2 separate regions of the Homo sapiens genome follow, and region 2 is linked to region 1. The links are chromatin loops, found by intact Hi-C in ENCODE. Cell type or tissue: tibial artery. All regions are shown on one strand. Links, peaks and the distances in the headings refer to the core of each region. The heading gives the core; the rest is flanking DNA.

What was found. A loop is a pair of places that touch in the nucleus more often than their neighbours do. Peaks named below come from ENCODE experiments on the same cell type or tissue, not always from the same donor. Only the 100,000 strongest peaks of a DNase experiment are listed, where the experiment ranks them.
Region 2: a loop joins it to region 1, with 4 times the contacts of the local background. A loop is called at or near these places in 1 of 110 quality-filtered maps.

What each region holds. Positions count from the first base shown.
Region 1 is chr1:40,760,748-40,766,123 of GRCh38, reverse strand. It overlaps NFYC (nuclear transcription factor Y subunit gamma), which reads right to left. Exons shown (of 10, transcript NM_014223.5): 7 at 3,078-3,236. Among named protein-coding and RNA genes, the nearest start is that of MIR30C1, 6.2 kb to the right of the region's middle. RefSeq lists enhancers at 1,611-1,710, 1,811-1,860. In tibial artery, for the core only: no CTCF peak of the experiment used is centred there; a DNase peak (open chromatin) is centred at 2,273.
Region 2 is chr1:40,674,342-40,679,717 of GRCh38, reverse strand. It overlaps a transcript of RIMS3 not described here. Among named protein-coding and RNA genes, the nearest start is that of RIMS3, 11 kb to the right of the region's middle. In tibial artery, for the core only: no CTCF peak of the experiment used is centred there; no DNase peak of the experiment used is centred there.

The DNA of each region.
Region 1 (5,376 bases), core at 121-5,120:
CCATGCTGCACATTTTGGAGGCAAAAGCTGGACTGCTTAACCATCTCTGTCCCCAAGAGCCAGGCTGGATGGGGGTCTGTGGGGCTTTTAGGATCTTTGGTGTTCAGCACTAGCTTCTGGCCAAACACCTCCCAAGGGGAAGCAGAATCAATAAACCTTTCATAGAAAACCCCATCATGGGAAACCAAAGCTACGAAAGCGCCCTTAGAGTCTCTCATGCTTACGATTAAATCTCAGATAATACAATAATACCACATGCTGCATTTAATTGTGTGCTAAAAGCCTTAACTCAGGCTCTTAATGCTCCAGTGTACCATGAAAGTATTAGTGTTTTGAGCTGGGGATGAAAAGAGGACCAAGGCGGTTACCACATCAGAGAACTGTAGCTCAGCAAAGATGATGGTCAGCAGAGGAGGACTGCAGACATTCACACCCTCAATTTAGAGGAAATGAAAGGGGTTCTGGGAGCATGGATAGACTAGGTCTCTATCTGCGGGGTCCAGAAACCACCTGCCCTGGCTGCCCAGCCTGCCTTTGTTGCAAGGGGAAGCTTCTTGTGGCTAACAGGCAAGTATTGCCTCTGCTCTGGAGCAAATTTCCCTCTGGCCTTCAAGAGCTAACTTCACTGCAGGACTCTTCCATGAGGAAAATGCTAATGGGATGAAGCTGCATTCCTGCACGCAGTGTTCAATCAAAATGCTTCTCTGAGACTTCCAGCCTCACAGAATTTGAACTACCGAGAAAAAACGACCTCTCAAGTTCACGGTAGACCATTCCAGAATTGCCCACTTGAGGCAAGATGGAGGGACACCCAATCTAAACCCATTAAAAATCTGGTTCAAAGGAGACAGGGCAAGAGTATTAGGACCTGCAGTCATTTCTTTCCTGAGAATATGCCAAGAGAAGCTGCTGGGAGGCTGTGGTGCCAAGCCTGAATTCCCCACCTAAATCCTATAATGCAGCTTCCTGGCAACAATGTTAAGTTGCTTGTGGGGAGGAAGGCAGCTGGGCAGAAGTTTGGAAAACCTCATCTACAGAGACTGATGGTGGCTAGTTCCAGGAGTCCCCAGAACTCCAGCCAGGGATCACAAGATGAAAAACTAAAGCCTTGTCCCAGGAGTGGGAGAAGGTATACTGACAGCTACAGGGATGTTAAAATTTTCTAGCTGGGAAGAGCTCTTTGCAGAAACCCAAATGTGACTGAAAAGCTGTGAGCCAAATGGTTCCAAGCAGCTCTTCAACAAAGCAAGAAGCTTTCCTTTTTGGCCTAGGTTAAGACATTTGGTGATGATCCGTCCCTCATTCCTCTACAGCAGGACAGGTCTGGGGACCCTCATAGCTTTTTTACATTAATTACAGAGAAAATAAGCTCTGGGTTTTTGAAAGGGAAATAAAGTTTCCTTCCTGAAGCTCATCACTATTAGGAACATTCCAATGAGCTGCCTAAAGAGTCTGGAAATGAAGACTCCTACAGAAGGTGCCTGAGCCAGTGAAGATGAAGTAGTGAATTCTGCAACAAATCTTCTGGGCTAAAGCTCTGTGCCCCAGAGAGTTAAAGTATCTGCAAGGTGGAACTCTTCTCTGTCTTAAATGAACCTGTGGTGGTGCCTTCGCTTGCAAAAATGAGAACCATTCAACAGAAATCTTGGGGTTGAGGACTGAAACAATGAAGCAAGGCAGAGCTCAGTCATCTGCAATCCTGGGTATCGTAAGCACACGTGAGAGAGGTAGAGAAAGAGACATACACACTCCACTTTCCTAAGCTTTCTCTTGGCCTATTACTATGTTAACTTCAGATGAAGAACAATTCCTAAACTGATCTCAGGATACTTTTAGAGTTATTTTCACAGAGGAAGTGGTTAACCAAGTCTACGTGAGTTTCTATACCTGCCTACGTTTCATTTATGACAAAAATGGCAAAGGGCAGGGAATAGAAGGACTGCTCTGTTTCACTCACTTTCCAGTTTTGGGGGGTCAAAATGACCAATGTAAAGACTGCAAGTGTTAAGACAAGGACACATTTTACAAAAGGAGTACAAATAAAAAAGCCAACAAATCTAAGAAATGAAATCCCTCAAGGCACACAGGAAGCAGCAGTCCACAGTAAAGGAATAGATAAGTTATATGAAAGCCAAAAATACACTTTGCTGCAGGCTCCACTGGGAACTGACTCATGAATATGCAACAAGTGTATTTATGGCCTTCCCTATACGCCTCCCTCTTATCCTCTGCTAATCAAATACAGGACTGCCTCACAGGGCCTTTGGGCCTTGGCATGGGTAGTGGTTACAATGATTTCCCTGCATAGGTAGAATGAGGGGAAATCGAGAGAAGCCGCCCAATCGTGGTGAACCTGAACCTAGATTAAAGGAAAGCAGGGAACAAACACAGTGAAGCAAGTTGTGGTCAGGAACACTGGGCATATAGGTTAAAAACAAAACAAACACACACACGCATATATATAAATAAGTACTGAGGGCTGGGCGTGATGGCTCATGCCTGTAATCCCAGCACTTTGGGAGGCCGAGGCGGGCGGATCACCTGAGGTTAGGAGTTAGAGACCAGCCTGGCCAACACTGTGAAACCCCATCTCTACTAAAAATACAAAAATCAGCCGGGCATAGTGGCACGTGCCTATAATCCCAGCTACTCGGGAGGCTGAGGCAGGAGAATCGCTTGAACCTGGGAGGCGGAAGCTGCAGTGAGCTGAGATCAAGCCACTGCACTTCATCAGTCTGAGTGACACAGCAAGACCTGTCTCCTAAAAAGAAAAAAAGGATTATGCATGCGTGTGATATATATCTCTATATATATATCAAGGTATATATATAGCTACAGATATATATATCAAGGTATATATATAGCTATAGATATACATATCAAGGTATATATAGAGACATACATATATATATCAAGGTATATATATAGCTATAGATATATATATCAAGGTATATATATAGCTATAGATATACATATCAAGGTATATATAGAGATATACATATATATATCAAGGTATATATATCTTTAAGTATTTCCTTCTATAAAGTTGTAAAGACAGACCTCAGGGCAGGACTCACCGGGATCTGCTGGATCTCTCCTGTGTTAGTGATGATCTGCTGCATCACCTGCATGGTCTGTCCAGTGCCACTCTGGGCCTGTTGGGCTTGACCCTGTGGCTGAGCCTGGACAATCTGCACCTGCTGACCTTCTCCAACCTGCATTGTCACAGGTGTGGTCTGAAAGGAAGAGTTATGAGAATGCTGCGTGAGTTCAGGCTCAGAGCCCACAGGATTACCGAGAGGTTAATAACGAGCAATGTGCTGGGAGCAAACCCTCTCCATGAATGCCTAAGGTCATCTCAGTACTAGTAATAACCTACAGAGTCCTCTGGGTTTACAGCATTGCTGAAGTTACTCTCCAAAACGAAAGAAAAACCAAAAATATTTTTAGGCTCACAGTACAAATATTTGCATGGGTCCCAAACATAAATCTCTGTGCCCCAAATGCTGCAACTTTTCACAGCCCCTTTAGTGATAAGGCACATACACTACAGAAAAAATCAAAAGCAACCATGACCGTTTACTTCAGAAATAGCCAAAGTCAAGTCTGGGGCAGGTGAATTTGGAGGGGAACATTAAATGGAAAGGGTCAGTATGAATTTATTTAGTTCAGGGTCATGTGCTCTTTCTTAGGCATGTAAGACACTGAGAGAAAAATAAAGCACAGGGGTGCATCTCCAAGGCGGGCCCTAGTGCACGCTGGCTCTCACCCCATTCAAGCTGCAGAGCAATTCCTGCCCACACTGGCCAGATGGCTGCTCTGGACCACAGTATGGCTTCCCAAAGGAGAGCAAACACTGCTAACTCACTGGGCACTGTTAAGACACAGACTCTTAACTAAGTCTACCCCTAATTAATAGAATTTAAGAAAGCAAGAACTCTAACTTTCTAAAAATAGCAATCTCAGATTTAAGAAATTTCTGCCCAATGTGTATGACTTGGCAGATTCTGTCTCTCACACACAATGGTTGTAGTCCTATGAAATGTACTCTTTTGAGACGGTAAAGACACAAGCTGCCAAAAGGGTCAATTATTCTTTCAAATCTCAAACCTTTAGTACTGTTTGTGACTTTTACAGGTTACCTAGAGCAGTGAGCCTATCTGGGCTCATCTGGTGGTGGTAGTGATGGGGGGTGGCGGGGGTGTGGGCGTGGGTGGAGCCTTTTAAACTACACCTGTACACCCAATCCCTGACTTGAATTCCATCACTATCTCTCCTCACTTTGAATTAATCACCTCAATAAGAAGACTATGGAACTCTCAATGAATCATAAACTTCAACCGATGTTGCTATTCTGATGTTCTTAATTCTGACTGCATAGGTTACTGAAAATTACAACTATGCATCCAAAGTTACAAGGGAAGGGGATGTGTTCTGGGAACGACAGATGAGATTCAAGGGATTACTACGGAGAAATTACTATAAACTGGAGGAGGGCCAAAAAGAAAGACGACAGAGTGTTCTAAAAGTACATGCAGTGGGCTAGGCTAACAGAAAACATTTCTTCCATTCTTGTACCACAATTTTCAACTCAGCCTATTCCCAACCTCCAGAAATAAGTTTTCAATTTATGACAGAAAACACAGGATTAATTTTACCAAAATATGCATTCTTTCCAACTCTGCTTTAATACATATGTATTCTGTCCTACGAAGGATATTTGCACTCAACTTGAAATAGCCATCACTACGGGTCCAGGGAGGTGTGACACAGCACAAGGCCACCCTGAAGCAGCAGGATGGTGAAACAACAGCCAGGAAATGCTGGGAAGGACCAACTTCACCATCCTCACAAGCCTTATCAGCTCCAAGCTGAGCACGTCTGGGTTGGCAGAGAGGAGCACAGATGAAATTCTCGCTGACTAAAAAGAAATGCATGCTGCCAACTCATCACTGTACTGTATCAACCCAATTTTCCCGAGAGGATTTCCAAGGTATTTCTAAATCATTTCAGGAAAATGAGGGCTTGTGTTAGCATGGCAGCTGTCAAATCATGTATGGTGTGCCCTGCTGTCAGGGCACAACAGCCATGAGCTTCTTAGGATGATCAGCCAATCAGAGCCTGCCCTTGGCAGACTCCCTCTAAGTTCATTCTGTAAAGGGATAAAGCCTTTGGCAGGTAAAGTTTTCACCACTGCAGAGGCACAAGCATTAGCCAAAGAAGGTCCCTTAGGCATCATGATACAGTCGAGGCCTTGAGCCAGTGACTGAGCAGCCATTATCTTTGAACCCTCCTGCCTAGCACAGTGTCTGGCATAGAACAAGCACTCAATACATTTTTGTTATATGGATAAGTAAAATGAGCAGAGAATAAATC
Region 2 (5,376 bases), core at 235-5,234, 87 kb after region 1:
GGCTGAGTTCACATGACCACTCTGACCCATCATTCTGGCCAGTGGATTGAGTCCCCTGATTTGGCTCAGCCCTGCTCTACCCAAGGAAGTTACCTTCCTGAAAATACATGAATCCTGGAAAGGAAATCAGGGCCTATTGTTAAATAGAAAGGGAAAAATGGAGAAATAAAGCAGATGACGAGTGCAAATACTATTGAATGTTTCAACTAATGTCCAATACATATGGCCTTTAAGGTACCCACATTAGCTGAAAGGTTCAATAGTATTTGCACTAGTCATTTGCCTATTTGCTTTGAGCTCCACTCTATCTTTCCCACTCTGGACCCTGAAAACTACATTCCCCAGACACTTCTTGCCAGCTGGCTTCCTGTCATATTTGGTCAATGGGAAGTACAGGTGGGAAATTGTGTGCCTGGGGAGGGGATGGTGGGAGGAGAGGTGAAGCCATTGTTCTCTCTGCTTCTGCTGGAGGCTCTGGCAGCAGCTGGTAGTTATGGGCTTGGAGACCTTCAGCCTTTCCAGCAGTGGTGGTAGTGGGTTCCTTGCCAGGCTCCAGCAGTGTTGGTGGTATGGAGGGGCAGCAGTTGGGTAGCTGCAGGCCCCAGTGACCTCTGGCAGTTCTGTTAGCATAATTGCAAAAGCAGTGCTTCAGTAGTGTTAGCAACAAGTGCACTTTGGGGTCTAGCGACACTTTCCCTTTTGATTCTCCAGGTCTTGGAGTGTTAGAACTTCTTGCATCTATTAATCTCTAGTCTACCCAACTTTACCAGCTTTGCTCCTTCAGGCTTTCTAACAGATTTCTAACCAGTTCTCTGACACCAATTCCCTCTGTTTGAAATTCCAATCACTTGTTTTCTTGTCTTCACCCAGACTGACACAGCGTTCCTCTGGCCATCAGATGAGCTAACTGCAATTACTAACTTCCCAGCTGTGCATCTACAGTTGTTGTGCTGGGTGGTACCATAAGAGCTGCCCGCTAAGCTTTCAGCTGAGGCACTGGGCAAGGGGTGAGCGCCGACTCTGGAGCAAGCACAGGGAAAGCTGCTACTCCCTTCTGCTTCCTCACCTGTCCCCAGCTATTAGAACTGTGTTATGGAGAGCTTACTGCTTGCCTCCCAAGATAACTTGACTCCATGTTGTGGCTGAGAGGGATGGGCTCTGGAATGACCAGGTGGGAATGCAGCAATGAGCACAGTTGGCAAGGAGGCCCAAAACAGAGGGGCCGGGGAAGGATGTCCTTGCTGCAGAGTAGAGTTTAGGGAGGGAGGAGAGAAAGAGACTATTACCTTCCTTTTTTTGTTTGTTTGTTTGAGATGGAGTCTCACTCTGTCACCCAGGATGGAGCACAGTGGTGCAATCTCAGCTCACCGCAACCTCCACCTACCAGGTTCAAGCGATTTTCCTGCCTCAGCCTCCCAGGTAGCTGGGATTACAGGCGTGCGCCACTACACCAAGCTAATTTTTGTATTTTTAGTAGAGACGGGGTTTCACCATGTGGGCCAGGACAGTCTTGAACTCCTGACCTCAAGTGATCCACCCGCCTTGGCCTCCCAAAGTGCTGGGATTACAGGCATAAGCCACCGCACCTGGCCCTGCTTCCTTTTTTTTAGAGATACTGAGGGAGGGATAGACTGATGGTTCTCAACCTTTTCTGTCTTCTGCCAAGTGTTCCATAAGAAAAACAAGAAAACAGTGTTTTCCAACAGAATTTATTCTTGCCATTACCCAAGGAACAGTATTGAAAACATTACATCCAACCTAGCTTACTTCTGTGACCTCCTGGTGCTTCGCAAGCCACTGTGGGACAGCTAAGTCTCTGTAGAGGGTACAGGTTAAGATTATGAATGATCCCTGCAGGCACCAAAGGGGCATACATGTCAAGAACACGACTTTTCTTCAAGGTCCCTTGCCTTGGCTAGCAGTGTGCAAAATAGGGTTGGGCAGGTCTTGAGAAAATGACTATAAACATTAAGTGTGATCCTTTTTTTTTAATTAATTATTTATTTATTTATTATTTTTTGAGATGTAATCTCGCTCTGTCACCCAGGCTGGAGTGCAGTGGTGTGATCTCAGCTCACTGCAAGCTCCGCCTCCTGGGTTCACGCCATTCTCCTGCCTCAGCCTCCCAAGTAGCTGGGACTACGGGCGCCCGCCACCATGCCTGGCTAATTTTTTGTATTTTTAGTGAAGACGGGGTTTCACCGTGTTAGCCAGGATGGTCTCGATCTCCTGACCTCGTGATCCGCCTGCCTTGGCCTCCCAAAGTGCTGGGATTACAGGCATGAGCCACCGCACCCGGCCAAGTGTGATCCTTGATTGTAAGCCTTATAGATCCTACTGAGCCATCAACCTGCTTTGTGACCTTGGGCAAGTCACTTAATCAAGTTCAATCTCAATATTTCCACCTTATATTAGGCCGGCACGGTGGCTCACACCTGTAATCCCAGCACTCTGGGAGGCTGAGGCGGGCAGATCACCTGAGGTCAGGAGTTCGAGACCAGCCTGGCCAACATGGTGAAACCCCATTTCTACTAAAAATAATTTTTAAAAAATTAGCTGGGCATGGTGGTGCACACCTGTGATCCCAGCTATTCAGGTTGTTGAGGCAGGAAAATCACTTGAACCTGGGAGGCAGAGGTTGCAGTGAGCTGAGATTGCACCACTGCACTCCAGCCTGGGTGACAGAGAGAGACTCTATCTCAAAAAAAAAAAAAAATTCCACCTGTTTTTAAAAAAGGCATAGGAATAATTTATTTTACATTATTTGAAAATAAATTGTCCTAAGGGGGTAGAGGGAATGGGAGAAGTGATAGATATTATCCAGGTATTATCCTCTGCCTCTCCTTCTTGTCCATCCTGCCTGAGTTTTTTTCATCAAGTAAGATGATAAGTGTTAAAATGCTCTGAAAAGTGCAAAACACCATACAAAAGCAAGGGAGTATTATTATCAACATAGTTGTTAGCTTAGGAGGATGAAGGCAGGGCACAGGCTCAGAGCCAAACAGCTGGAAGGCAGGAAATCTTAATACCAAAGAAGGAAACTTTTTTTGTTCAAATTCTTCCTGGAGTGGCACTTTTTTTTAGAGCAGATTTGGCACTGAAATCCTCTGAAATGCTGAAGTGGGTCCAGAAAAGTATTAAGGGGGTACGTAGGGCATTCAGGAGCCAAAAGACACTGGAGAAACACCAGCCCTGGTTCCTCAGTTCCTTTGTGATCCAACAAAAGATACAATCGAAGGAGGAGTCGAATTGTATCAGCGGGTCTCAGGTTCAAAGCCAGGTGGGTGTTGGATCCTCTAACAGGCTCTTTAACCAGCCACCACGCTATTTTGGGAGCCAGGATGTCAGGGGCACTCTGTAACTAATACTGAACTCAGGTGCCAACAACCTAAAAACCATCCCCTCTACACAGTGTTCAGAAAGAACACTGACCTGGAGAGGACTTTAGAGACAATCTAGTCAGACCGAGGCTCAGAGAGGGGCAGGGACTTGCCAAGATAACACAGTAGAGTCAGGCTCATTGGGCTGCAGAAGCCCACCCAATTTAGCTCAAGTACAAAGGAGTTTCTTGTAAAGACTGGAACTGAAAGGCAGGATGAAGGATAGAGGTCTAGGACTCACTGGTCTATTTATTCTCTATCTTCTCACCACTCCTCATCACTGGATAGGATTGCTCCTTCCCCCTCTACCTACAGTCAGGCTTCTGCCTTCTCTTGGTCTCTGATCCTACTTCTCTGGGCCTGCACATGGCTTTCCTGGCCAAGACCTACTTGTCTATGACTTTTTTTTTTTGACAGGGTCTTGCTCTGTCACCCAGGCTGGAGTACAGTGCCACGATCATCACTCACTGCAACCTCTGCATCCTGGGCTCAAACAATCTTCCTGCCTCAGCCTCCCAAGTAGCTGGGACTACAGGCATGTGTCACTATGCCTGGCTAATTTTTTTTTTTTTTTTTTTTGAGATGGAGTTTCACTCTTGTTTCCCAGGCTGGAGTGCAATGGCACGATCTCAGCTCACCGCAACCTCCGCCTCCCAGGTTCAAGTGATTCTCCTGCCTCAGCCTCCTGAGTAGCTGAGATTACAGGTGTGTACCACCACGACTGGCTAATTTTTGTATTTTTAGTAGAGACAGGGTTTCACCATGTTTGCCAGGCTGGTCTCGAACTCCTGACCTTAGGTGATCCTCCTGTCTCAACCTCCCAAAGTGCTGGGATTACAGGCATGAGCCACCGTACCCAGCCTAATTTTTATATTTTTTGTAGAGACAGGGCTTTGCCATGTTGCTTAGGCTGGTCATGAATTCCTGGACTCAAGTGATCCACTTGCCTCAGCCTCCCAACCGGTTGGAATTACAGGCATGAGCCACCATACCTGGCTGTCTCTGACTTCTCTACTTCAACTCCTTCTGCCACCTGACAATTTCTTTCCTTTTTTTTTTTTCCTGAGACAGGGTCTCACTCTATCACCCAGGCTGTAGTGCAGTGGCATGGCACGATCTTGGCTCACTGCCACCTCTGCCTCCCAGGCTCAAATGATCCTCCCACCTCAGCCTCCAAAGTAGCTGAGAATACAGGCATGCACCACCATGCTTGGCTAATTAAAAAAAATTTTTTTTCCTTTCGTAGAGACAAAGTCTCACTGTTGTCCAGGCTGGTCTTGAGCTCCTGGGCTTAACTGATCCTCCCACCTTGACCTCTCGAAGTTCTGGGGTTTTGTGTGTGAGGCGCCATGCCTGGGACAACAATGTCTTTCTCTTCCTTGGTTCAATAAAGCCTCGAATCAGCCCATCTTAGATTGTTGTGCTAGGTTGTCTTAGTTCATTTTGTGCTGCTATATCAGAATATCTGAAACTAGGTAATTTATAAGGTATAGAAATATATTTCTTACAGCTCTAAAGCCTGGTAAGTCTAAGGTTTAGGGGTGCACACCTGGCAAGGGCCTTCTTGCTGTGTATTCCATGGCAGCAGGTGAAGGGCAAGAGAGCAAGACAGCATGAGAGGGACAGAGAGAAGGGGAGAGAGAAAGAGAGAGAGAAGAAGAAATGGGGTTGAATGCATCCTTTTATCAGGAACCCACTCCCTCAATATCGTCATTAATTTATTTATGATGGCAGAGTCCCCATGACCTAATCACCTCCTGAAGGTCCCTCCTCTCAACACTGTTGCCTTGGGGATTAAGTTTCCAGCACATGAACCTTGGGGAACACATTCACACCATAGTATACACCATTGGTCAGAGGACAGCAGCTAATATATTAAATGGTGACCCTTGACTCCGGTGCTGGCCCTATCTGCTCAAGTCTAGAGGCTGGAGGGGCCAGGTGGTTTAAAGCGTGGCCCCAGCAGGGTTTGTGGTCTGGGCAGCTTTTCCTTAAA